Linked DNA regions of Homo sapiens: all the other regions are linked to region 5. Evidence: chromatin loops called from intact Hi-C (ENCODE). Cell type or tissue: HCT116. All regions are shown on one strand.

Evidence for each region. Hi-C counts contacts between places; a loop is a spot of excess contacts. Peaks named below come from ENCODE experiments on the same cell type or tissue, not always from the same donor. Only the 100,000 strongest peaks of a DNase experiment are listed, where the experiment ranks them.
Region 1: it touches region 5 in a loop (2.1-fold over the local background); 2 of 110 quality-filtered maps call a loop at or near these places.
Region 2: it touches region 5 in a loop (11-fold over the local background); 10 of 110 quality-filtered maps call a loop at or near these places.
Region 3: a loop joins it to region 5, with 14 times the contacts of the local background. A loop is called at or near these places in 24 of 110 quality-filtered maps.
Region 4: it touches region 5 in a loop (14-fold over the local background); 5 of 110 quality-filtered maps call a loop at or near these places.
Region 6: it touches region 5 in a loop (12-fold over the local background); 31 of 110 quality-filtered maps call a loop at or near these places.
Region 7: it touches region 5 in a loop (6-fold over the local background); 9 of 110 quality-filtered maps call a loop at or near these places.

What each region holds. Positions count from the first base shown.
Region 1 is chr22:42,929,052-42,933,051 of GRCh38, forward strand. The region is part of intron 1 of PACSIN2 (protein kinase C and casein kinase substrate in neurons 2); the gene reads right to left. Among named protein-coding and RNA genes, the nearest start is that of ARFGAP3, 74 kb to the left of the region's middle. RefSeq lists a silencer at 1,756-1,835. In HCT116, a CTCF peak has its summit at 1,838; a DNase peak (open chromatin) is centred at 1,880.
Region 2 is chr22:42,619,287-42,623,286 of GRCh38, forward strand. It overlaps CYB5R3 (cytochrome b5 reductase 3), which reads right to left. Exons shown (of 9, transcript NM_000398.7): 9 at 1-659. The coding sequence ends at 487. Among named protein-coding and RNA genes, the nearest start is that of RNU12, 6.0 kb to the left of the region's middle. RefSeq lists an enhancer at 2,400-2,489. In HCT116, a CTCF peak has its summit at 2,410 (motif pointing right); DNase peaks (open chromatin) are centred at 1,697 and 2,425; H3K27ac peaks cover 3,083 bases.
Region 3 is chr22:42,778,111-42,782,110 of GRCh38, forward strand. No RefSeq gene overlaps it. Among named protein-coding and RNA genes, the nearest start is that of A4GALT, 59 kb to the left of the region's middle. RefSeq lists a silencer at 2,067-2,116. In HCT116, a CTCF peak has its summit at 2,125 (motif pointing right); a DNase peak (open chromatin) is centred at 2,191.
Region 4 is chr22:42,988,424-42,992,423 of GRCh38, forward strand. All of the region lies in intron 1 of PACSIN2 (protein kinase C and casein kinase substrate in neurons 2), which reads right to left. Among named protein-coding and RNA genes, the nearest start is that of PACSIN2, 25 kb to the right of the region's middle. In HCT116, a CTCF peak has its summit at 1,809 (motif pointing right); a DNase peak (open chromatin) is centred at 1,853.
Region 5 is chr22:43,088,335-43,092,334 of GRCh38, forward strand. TTLL1 (TTL family tubulin polyglutamylase complex subunit L1) reads right to left here and starts at 1,057. Exons shown (of 11, transcript NM_012263.5): 1 at 943-1,057. It also overlaps the pseudogene RPS25P10. RefSeq lists silencers at 825-1,164, 929-1,223, 1,972-2,031 and an enhancer at 929-1,223. In HCT116, CTCF peaks have their summits at 1,220 and 2,037 (motif pointing left); DNase peaks (open chromatin) are centred at 1,047 and 2,017; H3K4me3 peaks cover 1,665 bases; H3K27ac peaks cover 2,277 bases.
Region 6 is chr22:42,865,804-42,869,803 of GRCh38, forward strand. It overlaps PACSIN2 (protein kinase C and casein kinase substrate in neurons 2), which reads right to left. Exons shown (of 11, transcript NM_001184970.3): 11 at 3,970-4,000. Among named protein-coding and RNA genes, the nearest start is that of ARFGAP3, 11 kb to the left of the region's middle. In HCT116, a CTCF peak has its summit at 2,109 (motif pointing right); a DNase peak (open chromatin) is centred at 2,128; H3K27ac peaks cover 1,408 bases.
Region 7 is chr22:42,660,073-42,664,072 of GRCh38, forward strand. No RefSeq gene overlaps it. Among named protein-coding and RNA genes, the nearest start is that of CYB5R3, 13 kb to the left of the region's middle. RefSeq lists silencers at 2,035-2,174, 2,305-2,354, 2,395-2,674. In HCT116, a CTCF peak has its summit at 2,053 (motif pointing right); a DNase peak (open chromatin) is centred at 2,043; H3K4me3 peaks cover 563 bases.

The sequences.
Region 1 (4,000 bases), 160 kb before region 5:
AGTAATTATAAGAGTGTGTATGTGCAGTGAGCATGGCTGCAAAGATCCTCCCTACTTCATCAGATCCAGGCCTGACGGCCGCCCTGTGCAACTATACTCACCAGGACCCCAATGTCCGGGCTTGAGCTCATTATCAGGGTCTCACTGTGAAACAAGCCACAGTCAGCATAAAGAAAGTCCATGCTTCCCAAGCACGTCCACATCACATAAATTACTTACAATGTTGGTAACACAAGGTCTCATCTATGCTACAAGTCCTGCCCACATACAGAGGCTAAAATTTAAAGGGAAAGTCAACAGCAATTAATATTTGTATCTTGCAAAACCAGTAAAAAGTGCTCTGACTCTGGGTCCCAGGACTTCTCATTGAAGATGCTGTCAATAGCTTCTGAGAACTGAAACACAGTGACAGCACTGGGCTCAGTGGATTGTGAAATGTTCAGTGGGAGTGGCGTGCCTACGAATGGCTTGATCCTGCTTCCAAAGTACAGGCAAAAGAATGAGTATCTCAGAACTCCAAAACGATCCTGTCTGGTTTCTTTCCAGGTTCTTTTGTTCACCTTTTAGAATGGATGTCATACTAATCACACAGCTGGGGACATCTTTCCAATTGTGTGACGTCTGCTCCAGAATGATGGTCTACTTCAACTCGGACAAGGCAGGAGAGTGACCCGCCACCCGGGGCTCCAAACAGAGCCCTGCCCTTTCAGGTCTTCGTACCTCCCTTCACAGTATCCTTCTCCCTCAAACAGCCTCCCAGATGAGTGTCAAGATACTAATTATTCTTTAAGATCAAGATCAGATGCCACCTCTTTCATAAAGACTTCCTTTATTCCCAAATGTCAGCTCTGCTGCCTGGCCTGCCTGCCTGTGTTCCTCTCACACAGGGCTCCTTCCAATCAACCTCAGATGGAGGGCGGTCATCCAGGCATCTGTCTCTCCCAAGAGACCTAAGATCCTTGAGGGCAGGAACCACATGGAGTTTATTTTTGTGTCCCAATCCTAGCACAAAGTTCGCCGTGTTAAATATGAATGCCATGCTTTTCTCATCGCGAACCATGAGGTGACTTGGGAACAGAGCCATGCACAAAACGAGACAGAGGAAGTCTAGGTCTCTGACAGTGTGGTGTGCCCACCAGCCATGCCACCTCTGGACTCTGCAGATGAGAGGAATAAACTTCTCTTTAAGCCACTATTATTTTGAGGGTCTCTGTGACATGCAGCCTAACTCACACACTTTCCTGCTACCTGTGCTCTCTGCCCCAATTCCACAGCCACAACATGCAGCAGCACCAGGACCTCTGGGTTTGGGCCCTGGACACACTCAGCACCTTTGTCTCAGCTCTCAGACCTTCTCTGGACCCTCCTGTCCTCGTGTCTCACGCAGAGCCTAGCACAGATGAGGCACCCACTCAATCCTGACCCAAGAAGTACATGGATACCCACGTTCACACCACATAAACAAGGGAAAAAGTTATTCAATAAACTAATTTTGAAAATGATTGTCTTTTAAATTAATCAAAATGTTTCTAAAATGCATTTGGAAGTATGAAAGTAGGTCATTTTGAAATAACAAAAGGCACGCTCATAAAAAGCAAAAATACCTCCATGGTTTTGGTTATCCAATTTCTCAATCTGGTTTGGGTCAGTGGGAAAGTTTAAGAATTAAAAAATGAAAGTTTTTGACAGTTCAAGTTCAAAAGTAAATTTATAGATGAAGAAACAGAGGCATAAGAGTGTTTAAATAACGTGCCCAAGTCACACAACTAGTAAGGGGCAGAGCTTGGATTCAAACCCAGACCAGGTGCTCCAGAGCCTCCCTGAGCCACCAGGCTGTGCTGCCTCCTGCATGAGACACAGGCAACAAAAGACACCAAGGAAAGGCAGAGGTGAGTCACGTGTGCGTGACTCTGAAGAGTGACAGGCTGGATGCTAAGGGAGGCAGCATGCCAACCCGAGTCCAACAAGAGTAGAATGTTGACAGGAATTCTTTCATTCACTCATTCATTCGCTCAGTGTTCACTGCATGCCTATTCCAGACGCCTGCCTGCTCAAACAGCTCAAGGTGTTGAGGGAGGCAGACACCTAACTCACACCTGCCTTGTTCACAGTTGTATCCCACGGCTGGGCACAGCACCTGGCTTACACGAGGCAATGATATGTGAGAAGCAGCAATGAATGAATCCCAGCCTTGCTGCAAACCAGCTGGGTAACCAGGGGCACGTTACTTAACCTTCCTGAACCTTAGTTTCCTCATCCAGAAAACAAAACTAACACTGCCTACCACTCCTTGGGATTGTTGGAGGACTGAAGTAGCTGCTTTCCACCCAGGGAAGTGAGGAAATGGCTTCCAAGCCAGCGACACCAAGGTGAACCTTGGATGGGAATGGGGCAGGTGCAGAGTGGGAGAGGCAGGAGGTGTCCGAGACAGAAGAGACCTTAGGTGATGGGAAGGTAGTGGAGGAACACAGTCAGCGTCAATGGAACCAGCCAGGGTTCAGAGGGCTCCACAAAGCCGATGGCTGCCCTGAAACAGGAACAGCGAGGAAGGAAGGAGGAACTGGTATATTTCTACACAGAAATCCCCATGTGGTTTAAACTTGATGAGTTTCTCATAATGTGTAATCTTCCAGCTGCTGGCTAGGCTGAGAACTATTTCACACACTATTAATAGTTACATTTTTTAATTTAACAGAGCCATGCAGAGATCACGTTGTTATTATTATGGTTAACAACCAGGGTATATTCACTTACACAATCCCTCTCTTCCAAAACAGCCCAGAAAATGTCACAAAACCCCCAATTGTAAGGAACACAGGTGGTATTAATAACCCTAAATTTTCAAAGCTAAAATGAAAACGTTTAATGTTTTCCCATGGAAACTCAACGTTAAAGAGAACAGAAAACCTATCCTCACTTCCAGTTTCTAGCCTCTTCAGGGCAATATTTGTAAATACTCAAATCATGTCACTTCCCTTCTCTAAACCATCACATCACTTCAACCCTAACTCCTCCGCTGTACTGCAAATCCCGTCATGACCCGGCCCCTGCCTGCCCTTCCACCCATTCCCCAACTACTCTCCCTTACCTGCTGGCCCTTCTCTGTCCCAGCACAGGATCTTCTCTCTGTTTCTTCAACATAATAAGCTCATCCCTGCCTCAGAGCCTTTGCACATGCTGTTCCCTCTGCCAGGAATGTTCTTCCCTGAGACAAGCGTATGGCCGGCTCCCCCTCACACCATTTGGGGCATCCCTTAGAGAATCTAGCCACACCTCCCACCACCACCAACTCTAGCCTGTTACCTTCTAACTCTTTTTATATTTCCTCAAAGCACATACCACTACCTCAGTTTTTACCTGTGTACAGTCTGCTTTCCCCTCTAGACAGTGAATTCCAGAAGCGTATCTCACATATGACAACAGGTCCTTTCTAACATTTGTTGAAACTGACAGCGACACACTTGGGGATCTTTACAAGTGAAATGGTGGGACAGTAAAGTGTTGACTTGATAAAAGGATATCAAATAAGACCTTTAGGATAATGTACTATTGGTATCAATTTTACTCACGAAGACCATATACTGACATATCTTGGATTACACAGGAGAGAAAAAAGATTAGTTACTCGGATTATTAACTACAAATGTTTATTGAGCTGAGAGCAAAACAATTTTTTGATGATTCTTACAAAGTCAATTCTAAAAAAAAAAAAAAGGAAAAAGCCAATTCTTCCACAATGGCCAGCTTGTAGAGCCACTAAGTCAGAAGCACTTCCCACCTGGAGCCTCCTGGGCAGCCCCCAGGACACCCCCCTGTCCACATGCCACTAGAAGTCCACACTTTCCACACTTTTATTTTGCTTTTGATCTTCAAAAAGGGGTCCTCTCTGAATCAGAGGAACCAACTGTGTTAGGAGACGAAATGTCCAATCAGTTACGCAGCACTTTAAATTCTCAAGTATCAAGAGTTGCTGTATCATTGAATCAGCATTTATATTTAC
Region 2 (4,000 bases), 470 kb before region 5:
GTCTCATGCAGCGTCAGGTGGTGAGGCCTGGGCCTGGCCCTGAGGCGGGAGTGGGGGTGACAGGCGAGGCTGGGGTGGGCCCTGGCACCTGCAGCTTTGGGCTGCCCATGTGTGTCTGCTGACATCCCGACTATGGTCCACGGCCGGGAATGGTGGGCAGACGGGGCTGCTGGCAGCCCTCAGCCTTATAGTGTGTGTGGGGGGTGGACGAGGGGTCATGAGGACAGGGATGGGGCTGGGCGTCTCTGGTAAGGACCAGTAAGTGCCAGGCAGGACGTACTCTGAAGGCTCAGCCGTGGCCCATCTGGGACACAGCCCTGCTCCCGAAGGGGCTCCAGGGGAACTGCTCAGCCAGGTGATTCACCAGGGCACGGGCAGGCCAGGCTGAACCCGGGGCCCCAGTGTGCGATGTGGGGAGGTGACTGGGTGAGCGTGAACAGGGCGTGGGGTGCGCGGGGCGGGTGGCCGTGTGACCGTGCCCGGCCCTCAGAAGACGAAGCAGCGCTCCGTGGGGTGGCCCACGTGGTCCAGGTTGGGAAGGCAGGCGTACTGGATCATGGGTGGGGGGCCACACATCAGCACCAGCGGCTCCTCCTCTGGGGGTGGAAGGTGGTCCCGGATCATCTCCTCATTCACGAAGCCCTGGCCGTAGTCCCAGGCTGTGGGGTGAGAGACCAGGTAAGCTGACGTGTGGCTGTGTGGTCACCAACCTGCTGACCGACCAACCCTAGGCGGTGAATTCCTTAAATGCTGAAGAATGGAGAGGCTGATCCCAGCAAACTGTCACCAGGACCCCCTGCCCCCAACCCTGACTCAAGCCTATGGCCTCAGGCCCTGCAGCCTGAAACCAGTGTACAAAGCCCATCATGGTTCCCCTGACTGCACTTTACAGTTTGCAAAGCCTTTTGCTTCCATTTGGCCTCCGGGGTGTCCCTTGGAACAACCCAGTGGGTGGACAGGGCGGGGAATATGAATCCCATTTTACAGATGTGGCAACTGAGGCCCAGAGGACCCAGAGTTGAGTTGCTCAAGATCACACAATGAGGCAGGGACACGACTGAGATGTACCTTCCAGGATCCAGAGGTCCCCAGGCTGGTGCTCTGCCCCAGGCTGCTCAGGGTGACAGTCTCTAACTGCCCCCACCTCCATGAGCCCACTGTGACTCCCCAAGAATGTCGGCCCATGAGGAACTGAGTCTCATCCACAGCTGTGTGTCCTGCCCCCTCGAGCCCTGAGCGCCCACGATGATATGGCTGGTCTCTATCCTTAGTAACCAGAAACAACCACCCCACAGCCCTCAACACCAAGAGAAAAGCTGCTGAAGCCTCAGGCCAGGAGGGCTGGCACTGGCTGACACAGACACCCTGCCTAGATGGCCCAAGTTTACAGCATACACTCCACGCTGTGAAGGTCCTGACGGGGAGGGGCCAAAGCAGTCCCGCTTGCCCTGGAACCAGGAAGAGTCTACTGTGCTGAGCAAGGGGGTCCTCTTTATCTCATGGACTCCATGAGCTAAGTCACTGACCACATTTCCCTTTTCACCTTGGCTGCTGGGAAGCCTGGAGTGATACGTGTGGCCCATTCACAGCAAGCGTACATTATAGTCCGTTTTTGTACAAATCCCAGTACTGATTCCATTCATTTTATAGCCCTGCACTTGTTTTTCTTTCACTCCCACTTTCCATTTGTGCCACTCTGACTCACCAGATGAGTCTTTGTAAGCCTCCTAAAATCCCTCTGGAACAAGGCGAGGCACAGAAAATAGTTTTATAGCTGGGCAATGGATCTGAAGTGGATCTGAAAGTACCTTGTAAAAACTGCATGGGCATAAACTGCTAGTGTACAAAATGTGCAGGTATGTAAGACACCTTTCAATTTCACAGCGATTTCTTTTTAGTGTGTGTGTGTGTGTGTGTGTGTGTGTGTGTGTGTTTTTAAGAGACAGGAATTGGCTATGTTGCCCCAGCTGGCAGGCAGTGGCTATTCACAGGTGTGATCATAATGCCCTCCAGCCTGGAGCTCCTGGGCTCATGTGATCCTCTTGCCTTAGCTTTGAATAGCTGGGACTACAGGTGCATGCCACCGTGCATGGCTTAATGTATTTTTCCCTGTACCTGTCCTGAAAGTGGCTCTGTGGGGGAAATACTCACTGCCCCTGCCTGGAGTCCTTGGGGCTCTCCTCATCCTTCGCTTAGCTACGGTACAGCCAGACTGGCCTGTTACCACTTTCTTTCTCAACCTCTGGAATTTCAGCTTACATTTAATGCTACAGCAGTACCTCAACTAATCTTGAATTGTGGGTCACAGTGGCAACAAATGTACACGAAAAATGCTAGGAGATCACCCAACTATTCCTCTCATTGGCAGGTAACTGTCCCGTGGTGGTGGTGCAGGTGCTGCTGCCTGTTGCCACCAGGGGTCAGCACTGGCCCCTCCCTGGGGGACCAGGCCTCGCTCTGGCCACAGGGCAGGGGCTCCTGCACGCACCAGGGATCTGGATCACTCATCTGGAATTGGGATGGGGCTAAACCCTGCCTCGCAGCAAGCTGGCCCCGCCCATGCCATTAGAAACTGCAGTCAGAAAGGAGCAAAGCAGCCTATCACTTCCTCCCTTTAGACTGACACATGGGTACAGGATAAAACGCTCTTTTCTTTGAGACGGAGTCTCGCTCTATCGCCAGGCTGGAGTGCAGTGGCACCATCTCGGCTCATTGCAACCTCTGCCTCCCGGGTTCAAGCCATTCTCCTGCCTCAGCCTCCGAGTAGCTGGGACTACAGGCACGCGACACACGCCCAGCTAATTTTTGTATTTTTAGTAGAGACAGAGTTTCACCATGTTGGCCAGGATGGTCTCGATCTCTTGACCTCATGATCTGCCTGCCTCGGCCTCCCAAAGTGCTGGGATTACAGACGTGAGCCACCGCGCCCGGCCTGCTCCTTTCGTTAGTAGAAGAGAAACAGCAGCTAGACTCCCAGAGCCAGTGCCCTGGCTGACCTCCGCTCCAGCCGCTGCCTGGCTCTGCTTGGCCCCCCACATCACAGGAACCCCGCCACCATAACCGCGCTATAATTTACTAAGAAACCTGCTCCCATTAGTCCTCTGCCTCCCCCACTGGAAGGTCAGCTGCGGGGTCAGGTTGGCTTCCTGAGCATACCAGGTGGAGCAGCCGACCTGGAGGGGGTGGGCTGACCCAGGACAGCAGGTCCAGCCAGAGGCCGGACACGGTGACAACCCACACATCCACCACCCCCTCCAGGCCTGGGTCTCTCAGCCTGGAGGCCTGGAACCCAAGCTGGTCATCTGAGAAGGGCGGCTGCTCCCTCAGGGATGGGCCCAGGTGACCCAGCTCCTAGGTGCTAGCCAGGTGGTGCAAGTCCCAGAGCCCATGTGCTCCTTTCTGGGAGGAGCAGAGGGTGGTGTGGACAGAGCTCCCTCATCAGTAGAGGGCATGCACCCCCTGACATGGATCATCAGCAGAGGGTGTGCGCCCCCCACCATGGATTAGTCCTGAGGAAACTGTGGGGCCGTAGGAGGTGCCGGAGGCAAAGCAGGGGCAGATGGCAGGACATGAGACCCCAAACTGGTGCTCACACGGGTATTCAAAAATGGTGCTTCCAACACTTAGAAATTTCCCAGAAAATGCAGGTCCCCAGCTTCTCTTGAAAAGCAGAGGCCCTGGCCACACAGGGCTATACTCCACAGCGGGATTGCCCACGGCGGATGGGGCTGTGTCCTCCGGACCAGGCAGATGCGCTCCAATTTACCGCAGTTGCCGCCACTCCCTAGTCTCTCAGCCCTGAAGCTAAACATCACCAGAATGTTTCCTGGGGAAGGCTGAGCTCTGCTTTTCTTACAGCAAAGAAGAAATTGAGATATTACTTATACCTACATCTCTATCTGAAGCCGAAAAGGGAAGGGCGCTTTAACTCCCAGAGGCAACCTCACTGCAAGTGGTGGAGGTGGGGCGGCCCTCACTCGCTGCCTCCAGCTTGGCTCTC
Region 3 (4,000 bases), 310 kb before region 5:
CACCTAGCTACTTTTTGTATTTTTAGTAGAGACAGGGTTTCACCATGTTGTCCAGGATGGTCTCGAACTCCTGACCTCGTGATCTGCTCCCCTCGGCCTCTTAAGTGCTGGGATTACAGGCGTGAGCCACAGCGCCCAGCCAATCATCAGTGGTTTCTAAAACCATTGGGTGAAAGATAGATAAGAAACCTTATTACTGTATCTATTGATGAATCAGGCCAACCACATTTGAACAACATTTGATTGATAACAAGACATTATGTGCCTCTTGATGTGGTACCATCGGAAGTACATAGAGAATAGAGTATACATATATAAAGTGGCTGGAAGCAGTGGCTCATACCTGTAATCCCAGCACTTTGGGAGGCCGAGGCGGGCGGATCACCTGTGGTCAGGGGTTCGAGACCAGCCTGGCCAGCATGGTAAAACCCCGCCTGTACTAAAAATATAGAAAATTAGCTGGGGGTGGTGGTACACGCCTGTAGTCCCAGCTACTCAGGAAGCTGCGGCAGGAGAATCACTTGAATCTGGGAAGCAGAGTCGGCAGTGAGCTGAGATCATGCCATTGGATTCCAGCCTGGGCAACAGAGCAAGACTCGTATAAAAAAAAAATACAGTATACATATATATCCTTACCTAAATAAATAATTTTTTTTTTTTTGAGATGGACTTTTCGCTCTTTTTGCCCAGGCTGGAGTGCAATGGCGCGATCTCAGCTCGCCACAACCTCTGCCTGCTGGGTTCAAGCAATTCTCCTGCCTCAGTCTCCTGCCTCAGTCTCCCAAGTATCTGGGATTACAGGCGCCTGCCACCACGCTCGGCTAATTTTTGTATTTTTTGTATTTTTTTTTTTTTTTGAGACAGTCTTGCTCTGTCGCCCAGGCTGGAGTGCAGTGGCACGATCTCCGCTCACTGCAAGCTGCGCCTCCTGGGTTCACGCCATTCTCCTGCCTCAGCCTCCCGAGTAGCTGGGACTACAGGCGCCCGCCACCACGCCTGGCTAATTTTTTTGTATTTTTAGTAGAGACGGGGTTTCACCGTGTTAGCCAGGATGGTCTCGATCTCCTGACCTTGTGATCCGCCCGTCTCGGCCTCCCAAAGTGCTGGGATTACAGGCGTGAGCCACCGCGCCTGGCAATTTTTGTATTTTTAGTAGAGACAAGGTTTTACCATGTTGGTCAGGCTGGTCTCGAACTCCGGACCTCAGGTGATCCGCCTGCCTCAGCCTCCTAAAGTGCTGGGATTACAGGCGTGAGCCACTGCACCTGGCCTAAATAAATACATTTTAAAAATGGAATCAGAAGCAAGCCTCTAAATCTCTCTTTTTTTTTTTTGAGACAGAATTTTGCTCTTGTTGCTCATGCTGGAGTGCAATGGCGTGATTTCAGCTCACCGCAACCTGTTTCCCGGGTTCAAGCGATTCTCCTGCCTCAGCCTCCCAAGTAGCTGGGATTACAGGCATGCGCCACAACACCCAGCTAATTTTGTATTTTTAGTAGAGACGGGTTTCTCCATGTTGGTCAGGCTGACCTCGAACTCCCGACCTCATCTGATCCGCCCGCCTTGGCCTCCCAAAGTGCTGGGATTACAAGCGTGAGCCACCATGCCCAGCAATAAGCCTCTAAATCTTACTATCAGTTTATCAGAAATACTATTCTGTATTCATTAAAATGAGAAAACTTAGTGAGTCTGAACTTAGCAAGCTTAGTGACAAGGTAGAATACTGTAAACTGCCAGGCACGGTCGCTCACACCTGTAATCCCAGCACTTTGGGAGGCCGAGGCAGGAGGATCACCTGAGGTCAGGAGTTTGAAACCAGCCTGGCCAATGTGGTGAAACCCCATCTCTACTAAAAATACAAAAATTAGCTGGGCATGGTGGTGGGTGCCTGTAATCCCAGCTACTTGGGAGGCTGAGGCAGGAGAATCGCTTGAACCTGGGAGGCGGAGGTTGCAGTGAGCCGAGATCACGCCACTGCACTCTAGCCTGGGCGACAAGAGTGAAATTGCATCTCAAAAATCAAAACAAAACAAAAAAACACACAAAAACAAAAACATTGGCAACTCTCACACCCTGCTGATAGGAATGCAAATTGTCCTATGCAGTTTGAATTTGACAGTACATACAAAATGGGAAAAAATCATCCCCTTGCCACTAGATGGCGCTTACTGGCTTTCAAGTACTTTATCGCATGTATTGTCTTCTGTTACATTGCTGCCTTCCTGTTTTTACTTCTCAAGGATGGCTGGAGGAAGGGGCTGGGCACTAGGGATTAGAGCCTCACAAGAATGCTGTAATCTGGATCCCAACAGCCATATCTGCTGTGGAACCATGTTGCCCCAGGGGACACATCTCTGAGCGTTGCTGTCTTCCCTAGCCACTTACATTATTCAGTTCCTTAGCAATATCTATCTCTGATACTGTGTTAAGGGTCTTTTTCTGAAGAATACACATTTTAATAAGTCTAATTTTTAATTATTTCACATAATATCTGTGCTATTTAACTTTTCTCTTTTTTATTATTATATTTATTTTTTTAATTTATTTTTTGAGACAAAGTCTAGCTCTGTTGCCCAGGCTGGAGTGCAGTGGCGCAATCTTGGCTCACTGCAACCTCTGCCTCCTGGGTTCAAGCGATTCTCCTGCCTCAGCCTCCCAAGTAGCTGGGATTACAGGCATGCGCTACTAAGCCTGGCTAATTTTGTATTTTTAGTAGACACGGTTTCTTCACGTTGGTGAGGCTGGTCTCGAACTCCCGACCTCAGGTGATCCACCTGCCTCAGCCTCCCAAAGTGCTGGGATTACATGCGTGAGCCACCACACCTGGCCTACTGAAGCATTCTATTCAAAATATTCCTATTCTGTTTCAAAAATATTAATTGCCCATCCCTGGGGTAATATCACACTTCCTGCTCCACAGAAATCAGGTTTGGAGACATAATTTGTTTTAGCCAATAGTATATGGGCAGAAGTTATGTTTGTCACTTCCAAGCAGAAGCTTCAAGAGCCAGAATGTGACTTGCTGTGGGGTTTTTGGTTTGTTTTTCTTTTTCCCTGCTATGAGATCAGTCATGTTCTAGAGGCTGTTTCATCAGCTTGGGTCCCAACGTGAAAATATTGGCCATCTACAGTGGACCTGAATGAGAAGTAAACCTTTATCTCCGTAAGCTGCTGAGATGTTGGAGTCATTTGTTCCTGCAGCATAATGTATCGTATCCTGACCGATATACTGGCCATTTCTTATTTTTTATTTTTTTTGTGACAGAGTCTCGCTCTGTCGCCCAGGCTGGAGTGCAGTGGTACGATCTCGGCTCACTGCAAGCTCCGCCTCCCGGGTTCACGCCTCTCTCTCCTGCCTCAGCCTCCCGGAGTAGCTGGGACTACAGATGCCCGCCACCATGCCCGGCTAATTTTTTTGTATTTTTAGTAGAGATGGGGTTTCACCATGTTAGCCAGGATGGTCTCGATCTCCCGACCTCGTGATCCGCCCACCTCGGCCTCCCAAAGTGCTGGGATTACAGGCGTGAGCCACTGCGCCCGGCTCTGGCCATTTCTTAAACATCCTTTCAGACCAGTCATGACCTCTGTGAGGTTCTGCACATGCATGGCTGCCTAATAGTTAATGATACAAGTAAACATTTTGTCTGGGTGATATGGATTGGATCTGAATCCCCACCCAAGTCTCATGATCTGTTGTAATCCCCAGTGTTCCAGGTAGGGCTCGGGGGAAGGCCATTGGATCATGGGGCAGAGTTCTCGTGAATGGATTAGTACCATCTCTCTTGGTACTGGATAGTGAGATCTCACGAGATCTGGCTGTTTAAAAGTGGATAACACCTCCTGTCTCTCTCTCTCAGTCCTGCGCTTGCCATGGAAGACTCATGCTCCCACTTGCCTTCTGCCTTCTGCTTTGAAGCTCCTTGAGGCCTCCCCAGAAGCAGAAGCCACTATGCTTTGTGTACAGCCTGCAGAACCATGAGCCAATTAAAGCTCTTTTCCT
Region 4 (4,000 bases), 100 kb before region 5:
CTACTTCCCAAGATTAGTTAATCCTGCGTCCTAGTAATTAAAGAAAAAAATACATTATGCAATGAACTGAAAATCTGGTTCAAATTCAGCAACCTGTAGAAGTCCAGGCTTAGGGTCCACTGGCCAAAAGTATAACTGCTCCTAACTACAGCAGCTCGGGAAGAAAATAATGTAGCCACAGGTATGAAGATTTCAGTGAAATGTAGCAAAACATTTCTAAATAGCTCTCTGTACCAAATGCAGTTCAGTTAACATTGCTCTCCAAACTTCCTTCTCTTTCAAGAAGGGATACCAAACTTGATCCAATCTAATTCATGTTGGCCCCAGCCCACACATTCCAAAGAAACATTTTCAAAAACTCAAATTATTTTTTTAGCTTGCCATAAAATTTACAATGACATCACATGCATTTGGGAAAAAATATAGAAACTTAAATCCATGATCTGAAAGGTGGTCAAAGAAATTTTTTTTTTTGTTTTTGGGAGTGAGTCTGTCATCCAGACTGGAGTGCAGTGGCGCAATCATGGCTCACTGCAGCCTTGACTTCCTAGGCTCAAGCAACTCTCCCACCTCAGCCTCCTGAATAGCTGGGACCACAGGCACATACCATGACACCTGGCTAGTTTTAAATTTTCTGTAGACACAGGGTCTCACTATGTTGCCCAGGCTGGTCTCAAACTCCTAGGCTCACGAAATCCTCCTGCCTTGACCTCCCAAAGTGCTGGGATTACAGGTATGAGCCACTGCACCTGGTCTAGTTCGTTTCTTAATACAATAGAAAACTCAATTCTCGGCCGGGCGCAGTGGCTCACGCCTATTAACCCAGCACTTTGGGAGGCGAGGTGGGTGGATCACCTGAGGTCAGGAGGTCAAGACCAGCCTGGCCAACATGATGAAACCCCATCTCTACTAAAAATACAAAAAATTAGCTGGGTGTGGTGGTGGATGCCTGTAATCCCAGCTACTAAGGAGGCTGAGGCAGGAGAATCGCTTGAACCTGGGAGGTGGAGGTTGCAGTGAGCCGAGATCACACGATTGCACTCCAGCCTGGGCAATAAGAGTGAAACTCCATCCCCCTCAAAAAAAAAAAAGGCCAGGTGTGGTGGTTCACACCTGTAATCCCAGCACCTTGGGAGGCCGAGGCGGGTGGATCACGAGGTCACGAGTTCAAGACCAGCCTGGCCAACACAGTGAAACCCCGTCTCTACTAAAAATACAAAAAAAATTAGCTGGGCATGGTGGTGGGTGCCTGTAGTCCCAGCTACTTGGGAGGCTGAGGTAGGAGAATCATTTGAACCTGGGAGGCAGAGATTGCAGCAGTGAGCTGAGATCGCGCCACCGCATTCCAGCCTGGGCGACACAGTGAGACTCTGTCTCAAAAAAACAAAACAAGAAAGAAAAAAAAAAGAAAAGAAAACTCATTCTCTTGGAGGGGGAAAAAAAAATATATATATATATATATACACACACACACACATATATGTATATATATGTGTGTATATATAGGTAAGATGTAAGCCAGTTCAAGCATTTAAACAGGTTTAAAAAAAGAAGATATATTTATATATACATATATACACACACATATATATACACACATATGTATATATATGTATATATATATATATACACACACATATGTGTGTATATATATGTGTGTGTATATATGTAAGATGTAAGCCAGTTCAAGCATTTAAACAGGTTTAAAAAATGAATGATTTTTTTAAAAAGAATGATTTTTAAACACAGCTAATTTCTGCAGTCAGTCAACGTGACTTTCCACATGAGGGCAGCCCTGGGCACTTGCAATCACAGACGGCCACAAACCAACTGGCTTTGGGTAAGAAGGGATACTCCTCCCAAAGAATGAATCAGTCTTAGGACTGCAGATCCTCATGTCACTCATGCCTGCATTGTTCATCCCACAGAGCCTGCTTGCCTATGATGTGCCATTTCAGAGCTAAGAACTGCACACTACAATACAAAATGCAGTCCCCTGCCCTCCGCCTACCCAGCTCCTAGCCCCACAGAAGACAAACAGGTCGGTCATACCATACATGAGGAGTATGGGGACGGGGGTGGACCATCCACTCTGCAGGCCCAGGGGCAAAACACCTGGAGGGAGGGGAAGGTGAAATTAGAGCCAAGTTTTGAAGGATGAGTTCAGCAGGCAAAGACGGGAAGAATGGCATTTGCAGTAGACAAGATTTGCATGGGAGAAATGCAAGAAGTTCAGGAGTGTGGCAAGAGATGAGACTCAACGGGTAAGCAGGGGTCAGACCACAAGTCTGGATTTTATTGTGATAACAACAGAGAACCACTCAAGAATTTTAATCTCAGACAGTCCGACCCCTCCCCGTTGCCAATAAGAACATGAAGATGTGGAAGAGGGCCATGGAAACCACTCTATTTGGCTCAAGAGCTAATGAAAAATGCTAAACCATATCTGTCCTTCAATGTTCAATAACAAAAAGCACAGCCCAAAGACTTCTTCCAGATGGTCACCTTCTCTGTGCCTCAGTTTCCTCATCTGTAAAATGGACAGCAGCCACCTCACAACGCTGTTGTGAGGACTCAACGGGTTCTATACACAAAGTGCTTACAGCAGAAGAAAGCTCCATCACTTTTAGGTGCTGGTGGAACTCCTAGTGCTAGGACTAGTAGTACCAGCAGTTTATGAGTCAGAACACACTGCCCCCAGATCAAAAAGCAGATGGAGACTTTACCACCTCCTAGGAAGCTGCTGTACAATGGTATAGACTTGGAGACTGCTCAGAGCCACTTTGTGACTGAAGGGAAAAGAATGAACTTGTGTTAACCCCTCCCACCCCCATCCACCCCAGTCATAAAGCTGGTCAAGGACAAGCAGTGGCTCAGAGCAGAGCCCAGTTCCCTGGGTCTCAGCTGGCTGCAGGTCTCAAGGCTGTCAGCCCTCGCAGAATGGGGAACAGCCCCTCCCACCTTTCTCAGCCTGAGCCCCACCCCACCCATCCAGGCACAGAAGGCTTCTTCTCCCTCCACCTCTCTGTCCTGGCAAGCCTCTAGTCACCTCTGGAAATGAGACACTGCCCAGAACCCACCAACCAGAAGCCTCTGTATGGCCCAGAGAAGAAGGAGAGAGACTGTGCGGGAATCCAGCGGGCATCGCCCAGTCCCTTTCCCAGCCCTATCCAATGATAGAGCTCCTGCTGTCAGGAGCTGGGAACTCCCAGGTGCGATAAAGAGAAAGCCATGCCATACGAAGCTGAGAACAGTAAACAGTCATGAAGAGATCCAAGGGCTCAGAACCACAATTCCCAGACCTCTGGGTTTCACCAATTAGAAATTTTCCCCCAAAATTTTGGGGACTTTTCAACAAATGGTACTGAAACAACTGGCTATCCACAGACAAAAAAAAAAAAAAAAAACCTTCAATTCACACACCGCAACACATTTTAAAAGTTCAAAATGGATCACAGGCCTAAATGTAAAACATAAAACTATAACATTTCTAGACGAGACATGAGAAAACATTTGTGACCTGGGATTAGGCAAAGATTTTAGCTGTGACACCAACCAAAAAAGCACAAGCCGTAAAAGAACAAATTGACTTCAGCAAATGTTTAAAACTTCTGTTCTTCAAAAGATACTGTTAAAAGAATGAAAAGACAGCCTCAGACAGGGAGTCAATATTTTCAAATTATGTAATTGATCAAGGAATTGTATCCAAAATATATTTTAAAAATTTCAAAACTAAGTTAATAAAACAACTCAGCTTTTTCAACAGGCAAGTGATTTAAAGAGATAATCACTAGGGAAATGCAAATTAAACCTACCAGAATGGCAAAAATTAAAAAGACTACATGTACCAAGTGTTGGTGAGGATGTGGGGGAACTAGAACCCAGTGCTGGTGATGCGCGCAAAGCACTTTGGAAAAGTTTGGCAGTGTCTGGACATGTTAAACGTACCCTAGCCACCAAACCTAGCCTAACCACCTAAACCACCAAAGCACCTAGCCAT
Region 5 (4,000 bases):
TTTTTTTTTTTTTTTTTTTTGAGACAGAATCTCGCTCTGTCGCCCAGGCTGGAGTGCAGTGGCGCAATCTCGGCTCACTGCAAGCTCCGCCTCCCGGGTTCACGCCATTCTCCTGCCTCAGCCTCCCGAGTAGCTGGGACTACAGGCCCCCGCCACCATGCCCGGCTAATTTTTTTTTTTTTGTATTTTTAGTATAGACGGGGTTTCACCGTGTTAGCCAGGATGGTCTCGATCTCCTGACCTCGTGATCCTCCCGCCTCGGCCTCCCAAAGTGCTGGGATTACAGGCGTGAGCCACCGTGCCCGGCCGGGGCCCATCTTTTTGTACCGCCACAACCCGGCACCATAATGTGCTCATCAAACGTTTCCTGAGCAAAGAACCTGCTTTGCAAATGCCAAAAGGGCTAACAATGATAAGATACTTTCACTTCCAGAATTAATCTCCTCTAATGCCCCAGCTACTCTATGGAAAAGGATGACTACCCCGCCCTGCCCTCTTAGCTGATAGGGAATCAGAGAGGGGAAATGTCTTGGTCCAGTCATCTAGAGGGAAGACACAAGGCTCTTGTCTCCTGCCCTGAGTTCTCTCCACAGGTACATTGCGCCCTGCAAAAGATGCCAACAGAAACAACACAGATTGCAAACGAATGGGAAACGTGTAGGAACAATGAAAGTCTGGGATAACAAATAATAAACATAATGATGCAATTGCAACAGTCGGACAGCACGAGGTAAGTCATAGGAACTCAGCGGACGGAGAAAGGCACGGTGGTTAGCGCGGGCTTCCTGGAGGACGCGGATCCGGCAAGCAGCATCTGAACCGCATTTTCGCAGCCGCGTAGACACTGGCGCCCACACTCTCTCACCCATGCGCACTCGCCAGCCCGCGCGCAGCCACACCCTCGGTGCCCGGGAGGCGGCGGCCTGGGGGACAGGACCTCACCTGTGGGCTCAGAGCGCCGAGGGACTCGGAGGAGCGCCCTGCAGGGATGCCTCGAGCCGCGCCCTCGCCCCGCCTCCAGCCCCTCTCCGGCGCTCGCAGGAGTACGCAGCCGACTGCCAGGCGCACCGGCCCGCCCCGCCCCGCGCTGCACTCTACTTCCAGGGCGGCGCCCTGGCAACCCAGGACGCGACCGCCGGCGCTGCGACTATTTCCGGAGTCAGACTTGCCTGGGGCTCCTTTGGGCTCCATACCTCGGGCGGCCGCTATGCCCAGGGCTTGGATCCTAGGAAATGCCAGGCCGTCCACCCTCTCGGGGCCCAGAAAGGAGATTGAGAAGGGTCTGGAGCACGGGATTAAGTCTAAAAAGAAAGGTAGAGCGGTGTGATGATTAGGTCCGAATCCTGGGTTCGGTCTCAATCCGCTGTTTAGCCTCTCCTACCCCTTCTACCTCGGCTTCCTTATCTGAAGAAATGGTGATGTTGCGCCACTGCACTCCAGCCTGGGCGATAGAGCGAGACTCCATCTCAAATAATAATAATAATAATAACATAAAAATAAAATAATTTTTTTTAAAAAGTGTTTATCTGGGCCAGACTCGGTGGCTCACGCCTGTAATCCCAGCACTTTGGGAGGCAGAGGCGGGTGGGTCGCGAGGTCAGGAGATCGAGACCATCCTGGCTAGGCTGAGGCAAGAGAATCGCTTGAACCCGGGAGACAGAGGTTGCAGTGAGCCAAGATCGTGCCACTGCACTCAAGCCTGGGCGACAGAACAAGACTCCGCCTCAAAAAAAAAAAAAAAAGACGTTTATTATTCTCGTTATAGACCTGTGTTACCTCGAATTCTCTATACAATTATTCATTTTTAATTTCATCAATTTAAAGAGTTATGCAAACTTGTGCAACTTGTAAGTGACAGAGTCTGGCTTTGAACCCAGGACACCTGACCATTCATGCTGCTGCCTCTCAGGAGGGGTGGTGGTGTGCTTTCTTAGTGATGATTGGAGCTTTGCTAACATCACTTCCTATAATCTCCCACACAACCGCCTCCCAGGCCCAGAGCACATTCAGCGCATCATCATTTACTTTTGGCACCATCTAGTGGAACCAACACTTATCTGGAGTCCAAATTGCCAATTCATACCCTTCAGCTGCTGTCTGGTTGTGAGGCCTTGAGAAGTCCCAAGGCTTCCGACTACAGTGTTCTCACCTTAAACCCAGGAGATGAGTGAAGGCTTGCAAGACGTGGTTAGGGCCTGGCATAGTAAAGTGTTCAATAAACATTGTAGCCTTCCAGCATGTTGCCTCATGCCTGCAATCCCTGTACTTTGGGAGGCCAAGATGGGAGGATCACTTGAGGTCAGGAGTTCCAGACCAGCCTGGCCAATATAGCAAGACCCCATTTCTAAAAAAAAAAGAAAAAATATTTTTAATCAGCCGGGTATGGGGGCGTAGCCAGCAGTCCTACTCAGTTACTCAGGAGGCTGAGGTGGATCACTTGAGCCTAGGAGATTGAGGCTGCAGTGAGCTATGATCCCGCCACTACACTACAGCCTGGCCAACAGAACAAGACTCTGTCTCTTAGAGAAAAAAAGTTAAAAAAAACAACAACAAAAAAAGAATTTTAAGGCAGGGCATGGTGCCTTACGCCTGTAATCCCAGCACTTTGGGAGGCCGAGGCGGGTGGATCACCTAAGGTCAGCAGTTTGAGACCAGCCTGGCCAACATGGTGAAACCCCGTCTTTACTAAAAATACAAAAATTTGCCGGGCATGGTGGTGCGCACTTGTAATCCCAGCTACTTGGGAGGCTGAGGCAGGAGAATTGTTTGAGCCTGGGAGACAGAGGTTACAGTGAGCCGAGATCGCACTATTGCACTCCAGCCTGGGCAACAGGGCGAGACTCCGTCTTAAAAAAAAAAAAAGAACTTTAAGATGGCGACAGCAGCATTAAACTAACTTCAGGGCTTGTCTGAGCACGGGGTCCTATGGTTCTGTACAGGTCACAGGCCCATGAGGCTGGCCTTACCCTAAGAAGCTGGCCACAGCTCCCCTCAATGAATCCCCACAAGAACTCTGCTGAGTTAATGGTGTTATCACCACTTTTTAAAAAATAGTGGTAAATTGGCCGGGCGCAGTGGCTCACGCCTGTAATCTTAGCACTTTGGGAGGCCGAGGTGGGCGGATCATGAGGTCAAGAGATCGAGACCATTCTGGCCAACATGATGGAAACCCGTCTCTACTAAAAATACAAAAATTAGCCGGGCATGATGGCACACGCCTGTAGTCCCAGCTACTCAGGGAGCTGAGGCGGGAGAATCGCTTGAACCTGGGAGGCAGAGGTTGCAGTGAGCTGAGATCACACCACTGCACTCCAGCCTAGCGACAGAGCGAGACTCTGTCTAAAAACAAAAAAAAGAAAAAGTGGTAAAATATGTATAACATAAAACTTAACCATCTTAGCCATTTTTAAATGTACAGTTCAGTGATGTTAAATATATTCACGTTGTGCAATCAGTCTCCAGAACTTTATCCTCTTGCTAAACTAAAACTCTTTACCCATTGAACACAATTCCCCATCCTTCCTTCCCCAGCCCCTGGTAACTGCCTTTCTACTTTCTGTCTTAATGAATTAGACTCCCTAAGTACCTCATCTAAGTGGAATCTGGGCCAGGCACAGTGGCTCATGCCTGTAATCCCAGCATTTTGGGAGCCTGAGGCAGGAGGATTGCCTGAGCCCAGGAGTTTGAGACCAGCCTGGGCAACATAGGGCGACCTCGTCTCTGCAAAAAAAAAAAAAAAGAAGAAGAAGAAGAAAGAAAGAGAAGGAAGGAAGGGAGGGAGGGAGGGAAGAAAGGGTTCGCTGCTGCTCTCTGAGCTTCGCCGTGCTATCAATGGATGACAAGAAGAACGAAGACACCGGAAAGTCGCTAAGAAAGACAAAGATTCAGTGAACAAATCTGGGGGCAGGGCCCAAAAGAAGAAGTGGTTCAAAGGCAAAGTCCGGGACAAGCTCAATAACTGAGTCGTGTTTGACAAACCTACCTATGACAAACTCTGTAA
Region 6 (4,000 bases), 220 kb before region 5:
TCCTCGTACCCTAACCCTAACCCTAACCCTAACCCTAAGGCGCTCTGGGTTTCTGCAACCTTCGGGAGGTCTAGCACCTAGTATTCCTCTGGCGTCTGAGTTTTGGTCCACTGGCCGTTGGTGCTGGTATCCTTTCCCCTAAGAGTGACATCACTTATTTAGTTCATTTCTTTCTTCCTTCCTTCCTTTCCTAGCCCTTTCCACAAAGGATTTGTAGATGCCTAGAACAATATAATCTGGGTTTCATAGGATAGTCCCAGATTTGTTGCGTTTTCTTTTTTCTTTTTGGTTTAGTGCCACATACCCAGGCTAGAGGGAGGATGAGCACTGTGGTTCCTCCGACCCTGTGCCTGGTGGTGGTCATGCCTGGCCAGAAATGAGCCTCGTACCTCAACTGCAGGCGAGGCCAGATTTAGCTCAGTTTGGGCACATCCTCCCAGGTGTGGTGGAGCCACCTCCATCCTGACCCTGGTTCTTTTCACTGGCTGGCACCTGGAGCTGACTCCGTCCTGGCCTGAGGGCCCCTCTGCTTGCTGCCACCACAGGGGCCACAGAGATGCAGCCCATTTATTCGGAAAACCGAGGCCCAGAGAGTGGCCTTTGTCTTCCACAGGTGTCTGTGGAAGGGCTGGGGAGGGGCGCAGACCTTCCCTGCCTCAGAGGAGGCTTCAGGAAGGGTGGACAAGGGAGGGGAGCAGAGCGGACAGCCACCACTCTGGGGAGACCTTGGACTGTGAAAAGGGGTGGGGGAAGGAAAGCTTACAGGGCACCCACAGGCTGGGGTGCCCACCTGGCAGGGTCTTTGGCTTCTGAGCACCCCTTAAGTTATCCTCACTTCATCACCCCTGTTTTTTTGTTGTCATTGTTTTGAGACAGAGTTTTGCTCTTATTTCCCAGACTGGAGTGCAGTGGTGCAATCTTGACTTACTGTAACCCCCGCCTCCCGGGTTCACACGATTCTCCTGCCTCAGCCTCCCAAGTAGCTGTGATTACAGGTGCCCACCACCATGCCCGGCTAATTTTTTGTATTTTTAGTAGAAACAGGGTTTTACCATGTTGGCCAGGCTGGTCTCGAACTCCTGATCTCAGGTGATCCACCCGCCTCAGCCTCCCAAACTGCTGGGATTACAGGCATGAGCCACTGTGCCCGCCAGTCATCCCTACTTTTCAGCAAATGAAGCTCAGGCATTTTCCGTTTGTCTGTGGTCCAGCCTCCTGCCCAGGTGGGGACTCAGGGACACTTCCTACAGGAAGTTGGGGAACGGCTCAAGGACTGAGCAGTGCTCTGATCTCTGAGGCCTTGGAGCCTGGGTTGGGAGGCCTGAGACTTCTGAAACCCAGCACACACATTCTCAGAAGACAACTCTGGCCCTTTGTCTCTGGCTGTCCCATCATGGTGTCAGAATAACACAGGTCCTTCTCTGAGCCTACCAGAGTTTCCCAAGGGCAAGATTGGCTTCTCTTCATGTTTGTCCTGGCACCGCTGAGTCTCACACACAGTATGTGCTCAATAGATGCATGGTGAATGAATGACTGCACAATGGATACATAAGGAGAGCCAGCTGATCCCTCACCAGGTTGGGCCACTCAGGGGTCAGGCCTTGCTCAGCTTCCCAAACCACATGGTCTGTGCCCACGGCGAAGTCACTGCTTCCTCTCACTTGTCCTGTTTCCCCATGAACTATGAGGGGGTTGGTCAGGTGGTCCACACAAGTCCTTCCCAACCTCCCCCATCCCTATCCCGATGGCTTGTGAGCGGGTTCCCTCCAGGCCTATCCAGTGCCTGAGGCCTTGACACAGCCCAGGCTGCCCAGTCGGGCCTTCACTACATGCTTCTGAGTGGACCAGGATCTGGCATCAGAGCCCAGAGCAGAGGTCAGCCCTGTTCTCCATCTGCAGGGACCTCCGAAGGCCCAGTTTTAGCTCAGGCTGCAGCAAAGCCAGATCCCTACTCCGGTCACTTGGCAGCACTTGCTCACCCTCCCGACATTTCTGGGTTGTGGGAAGGATGGAGAGAGATGATGAAATACCCCTGTCCTGAGCTCCAGGTAGCTTTGGCCCAGGAGAGGGCTCTGGGGCTAACACTCCCCCTAGTGTCAACTCAGGGGCCTTGGGGACCCGAAGAGGTGTGGACAGTTGGTGGCAGCACTGATCCAGGGTGGTGGCTGTGGGAGGAGCGAAGGGCAGCCATGGACAGCAGAGAACCCTGGGCCCCTGCCTATGGTGTCACTCATAATCGTGACAATGACCAGCTCCTGAGTGCCTGTGGCGTTTTTCTTTTTTTTTTTTTTTTTGAGATGGAGTCTTGCTCTGTCACCCAGGCTGGAGTGCAGTGGCGCGATCTCGGCTCACTGCAAGCTCCACCTCCCGGGTTCATGCCATTCTCCTGCCTCAGCCTCCTGAGTAGCTGGGACTACAGGTGCCAGGCACCACGCCCAGCTAATTTTTTGTATTTTTAGTAGAGACGGGGTTTCATCGTGTTAGCCAGGATTGTCTCGATCTCCTGACCTCGTGATCCACCCGCCTCGGCCTCCCAAAGTGCTGGGATTACAGGTGTGAGCGACCGTGCCCGGCCTTTTTCTTTTTTTGAGACTGTCTCGAGAGCTCTGTCGTCCAGGCTGGAGTGCAGTGGTGCAATCATGGCTCACTGCAGCCTCAAATTCCTGGGCTCAAGCAATCCTCCTGCCTCAGTCTCCCAAGTAGTTGGGACTAGATGCATGCACCACCACACTCGACCAATTTTTAAACTTTTTGTAGAGACAAGGTCTCACTATGTTGCCCAGGCCACCTTTTCTTCTTGCTCTAACTCTCCAACTGGAAAAGTATCACTTCTACTTGGGGAAACTGAGGCCTAGAGACAAGCTGAAGTTTCCAAGCTGGCCCCTGAGGGCAGGGCAGGAGAGGGAAGATGGGCAGTTAGAGGCCCTGCCAGATCTCTCACGGGGGGGGCCGTGTGATCCAGCCTCAGAGTGGAGGTTGCTTCATCCAGCTCAGCGGGGACCGTGGTCTTGCCATGGTGTTTGGGCAGTGACTGAGGCCACTGGCACCAGGAGCCTGCTTCTGACCCCCCACCTTCCCTCCCAACCCCGTTCTGCCTGTTTCTCTGCAGCCTGGGGCTGTGGGCCGAGCCGGGTGTCCGCCCTGCGCTGTAGGGCTCCAACTCCTCAGAAGCTGGGAGCAGGGGACCCGCCACCCCTCAGACAAGGAGGCTGCGTGACAAGGATCTGTCCCATACCCTTGCTGAGCTGGGACAAAGCCACACTGCAGGGGCAGCTGCCTGCCTTGCTCCTCCCAGGTGCTCTGTGAGGCCCCATGCCCAGCTGGCGTGCTTTTCTGGGCAGCCTTCCCAGGGCTCGGTGAGCGTGGCCACAGCCGCCCTCACGTCTTGCTTCTCTCCTGTCTTCAAGCCAGTCCAAGCCTCCTCCCTCCTCAGTTTCTCCAGCGAGGGAGGGGGTGGTTCCTCAGGGATTTCGCTCAGTGCTTTGGGCTGGCTGAGACTCCTCAAGAAACCCTGGCTGGCTCTTGGAGCCTCTGTTTCCTCCTCGGTAGAATGGAAATGGGGAGACTTGCCCATACCCTGTGGAGATGTTTGGAGACGCAGATAATGTAAGTAAAAAGTGGAGAGCACACAGTAGGTGCTCAGGAAAATGTGCTCATAGGAGAGTTATGGGTGATGTCAGTCTTGTCCTGCTGTTTGGGCTGGGGCAATAGAGAGGCGCCAGCCGATGCCCGCACCATGTGGAAGCCCAGGTCAAACAGCAGCAGGTCTCGGGGAGAAGGGAACCCCAAGGGGCTCAGGTGCCTCAAATCCCCAACCTCCAGTTTGGCAGGGGCAGTGGGCCGTGGCCTTTTGGGCAGGGGTCCTGTGCCCTGGATCTTGCCCAGCTCCAAAGCTAGTAAGCCCCAGGGAGGCCACCCCCGCCAAGTGAAGTGGGCATGAAGACAGATGATGGCGAAGGGACTTCCATATGCACGAGATCAACTGTTTATTGATTTTTTT
Region 7 (4,000 bases), 430 kb before region 5:
ATCCTGAAACCACCCCCTCAGCCCCCCATCCGTGGAAACGTTGTCTTCTGCAAAACTGGTCCCTGGTGCCACAAAGGCTGGGGACCACTGCTATAAAACTAACCCACACAACACCCCTGGGGAGCAGCCCGTTCCTTTTCCTTTCTCAGTGCTGGCTTCCTTGTGCACAAGCTAAAATAAACTTTCTTTTTGCTGCTATGTCTGGTGATCTCTCTTGATTTCTATCCTGGAAGATTACAAGAACCCAGTGTGCTGGTAACACTTCTGACTGTCCAGCTGTAAGTTGGAGTTCCCAAGACCCGCCACTTACGTTTGATTAATTTGGTAGCATGGCTCACAGAACTCAGAGAAACACTAACATTTACAGGTTTATCATAAAGGATATTCAGGGGCCGGGTGTGATGGCTCACGCCTGTAATCCCAGCACTCTGGGAGGCTGAGGCAGGTGGATTGCTTGAGCTCAGGAGTTCAAGTCCAGCCTGGGCAACATGACAAAGCTCCATCTCTACTGAAAATACAAAAAATTAGCTGGGCATAGTGGTGTGTACCTGTAGTCCCAGCTACTTGAGAGGCTGAGACGGGAGGACCACTTGAGCCTGGGAGGTGGAGGTTGCAGTGATCCAAGATCCTGCCACTGCACTCCAGCCTGGGTGACAGACTGAGACCCCATCTCAAAAAAATAAAATAAAATAAAATAAAGGATATTCAGAAGGATACAGAAGAACAACCAGATGGAAGAGATCCATAGGGCAAGGGAAGGGGAAGTGTGTGGCACCTCCATGCCCTCTCCAGGCACACTACCCTCCAGGCACCAGCAAGTGTTCAGCTGTCCAGAAGCTCTCCCAACCCCGTCCATTATTTCTTTCTTTTTCTTTTCTTTTCTTTTCTTTTTTTCTTTTTTAAGACGGAGTCTTGCTCTTGTCGCCCAGTCTGGAGTGCAATGGCATGATTTTGGCTCACTGCAACCTCTGCCTCTTGGGTTCAAGTGATTCACCTGCCTTGCCTCCCGAGTAGCTGGGATTACAGGTGCCCGCCACCATGGTCAGCTAATTTTTGTATTTTTAGTAGAGACGGGGGTTTCATCATGTTGGCCAGGCTGGTCTTGAACTCCTGACCTCATGTGATCCACCCGCCTTGGCATCCCAAAGTGCTGGGATTACAGGCATGAGCCACCGCGCCCGGCCTATTTATTTCTATATATATTTATTATATTTAATAATATATATTATTATTTATATACATATTTTTAATTTTATTTTTTTGGCTGGGTGGGGTGGTACACGCCTGTAATCCCAGCACTTTGGGAGGCCGAGGCGGGTGTATCCCCTGAGGTCAGGAGTTCGAGACCAGCCTGACCAACATAGTGAAACCCCATCTCTACTAAAAATACAAAATTAGCTGGATGTGGTGGTGCACGCCTGTAATCCCAGCTACTCAGGAGGCTGAGGCAGGTGAATTGCTTGAACCCGGGAGGCAGAGGTTGTAGTGAGCAGAGATCGCGCCATTGCACTCCAGCCTGGGCAACAAGAGTGAAGCTCCGTTTCAAAAAAAAATTATTTATTTTTAAAAATTGAATTAACTTGGCTGGGTGTGGTGGCTCACCCCTGTAATCCCAGCACTTTGGGAGGCCGAGGGGGGAGGATCACCTGAGGTCAGGAGTCCGAGACCAGCCTGGCCAACATGGTGAAATCCCTGTCTCTACTAAAAATGCAAAAATTAGCCTGGAGTGGTGGCGCATGCCTGTAATCCCAGATTGCTTGAACCCGGGAGGCGGAGGCTGCAGTGAGCGGAGATCACGCCACTGCACTCCACCCTGGGCGACAGAGCCAGACTCTGTCTCAAAAAAAAAAAAAAAAAAAAAAAAAAAAAAGGAGAGTTGTATTATTATTTGTAGATGAAGAAAACTGGTTCTGTCCAACCAATGCAGAATAGATCTCAATGGATCTTTGAGCGTCCAGAAATAGACCTAAGTGTAAAAGGGGGCATTTGCAGTTGAGTAGGATGGGCTGGGTACTGTCGCCAGGTCTGTAGTCCCAGCAATTTGGGTGCGCTTGATGTCAGGTTCCGGCCTCCAGGGGGCGCGCCCGAGCCAGGAAAAGGCTCCCGGCGCCCGGGGCGCGGGTCCAGCCGGCTCCATCCGAAATCTCCACTCCCACCGGCTTCGGCTGGGGGTTCTGCCGCTGCTCTGCTCCAGCCGAGCCCCAAATCCTGCCTCCTCTACCCCTTCCTCGGACCCAGCCCGTGCCCACCTTGGGTCCCGGCAGCCTGGGAGGGGTGCGCCTCTTGGGGCTCATCCCCCACAACCTCCACGCTCTGGAGGTGTTCAGGTTCCTTCGAGTCCGTGTCCCCGAGCCCCGCGCCGCTACGGGGAGCCCTGCAGACGCCTCGGTGGGGAAGAGAGGCCGCTGTCCCGGGATAGGTGCTGCCCCTTGGGCTGCGGGGCTCCGCGGAGAGCGGCCGAGAGAGCGGGAGCCCGGGCCGGGCGGGCCGGGGTGGACGGTCGTGGGGGCTGCCGGGGAGGCCCGGGAGCGGGAGGAGGTGACGGTCGGAGACGGGTGATTCTTGTGAGGGCACGCGGAGCCGGGGCGGGATGGGGGCCCTACCTTGTCCAGGCGCCCTCTGGATCCGGGTCTGCCTCGAGGCGGCGGAAGCCCCACGGGGCGCTGGGCGGCGCCCTCCCCTGCCTTGCCCTCGTGGGGTTACTCCCCGCAGAGCTCCCAGCTGGCCCCCCAGGACTCGTGGGGGTGAGGGGAGGGGGATGTGAAGCTCCCGAATGGAGGCCGAGAGGGCAGCGGGGCAGGGGATGCTCAGGAGTTCAAGTCCAGCCTGGGCAACATGGCAGGGCCCATCCCAGGGTGTCCAGGGCAAAAACAGTTCCCGCTCATGGGCTCAGAGAGGTCACGCCTGCCCCTGCCGAGGACAGAGCCTGTCACAAAGAAAACGGCACGCTCTGGAAGTTTCTTCCATCCCTTTCCACCTCCTCCTTCAAAACAGAGTCTGCGTCCTTTTGGCCGGGCTCGGTGGCTCACGCCTGTAATCCCAGCACTTTGGGAGGCTGGGGCAGGCAGATCACGAGGTCAAGAGATCGAGACCATCCTGGCCAACATGGTGAAACCCTGGCTCTACTAAAACTACAAAAATTAACTGGGCGTGGTGGCGCATGCCTGTAGTCCCAGCTACTTGGGAGGCTGAGGCAGGAGAATCGCTTGAACCCTGAAGGCGGAGGTTGCAGTCGACAGAGATCATGCCACTGCACTTCAGCCAGGTGACAGAGCGAGACTCTGAGACTCCGTCTCAAAAAACAAAACAAAACAAAACAAAACAAAAGAAAGACAGGAGCTCCTCCCCTTCTATAATTACAAACTTTTAACAGTTTTCCCTCAGGTTATCATTTTTATTTCATGAGAAAGTTCTGGCTAATGAGAACCCAAAACCCAAAGGAGGTGTTGATTTCAGGCACAGTGCCAGGTGCCTCTAATCCAGCCAGGAGCTAGGGGCTGCTCTGGGAGCTGCTGGGTGAGGAAGGGGTGTTGGGGGTCTACGCGTTTAAATCCCTATTAATGCCAGGCGCAGTGGCTCATGCCTGTAATCCCAGCACTCTGGGAGGCCAAGGTGGGCGGATTACCTGAGGTCAGGAGTTCGAGACCAGCCTGGCCAACATGGTGAAACCCCATCTCTACTAAAAATACAAAAATTAGCTGGGCTTGGTGGCACATGCTTGTAATCCCAGCTTTCAGGAGGAAGAGGCAGGAGAATCGCTTGAGCTCAGGAGGCGGAGGTTGCAGTGAGCTGAGATTGTGCCACTGCACTCCAGCCTGGCTGACAGAGCGAGACTCTGTCTCAAATGAATAAGTAAATAAATAAATAAATCGCTGTCAGCCATGGAGCCAGGCCTAGGTGCTGAGCCCAGTGGCGGTGGGAAGATGGGTTTTCTGAGCACAAACTCTGGGTTGAACCGTTTCCCAGGGAGCTTCCTGCAGAGTCTGAGCAGGTGAGGACC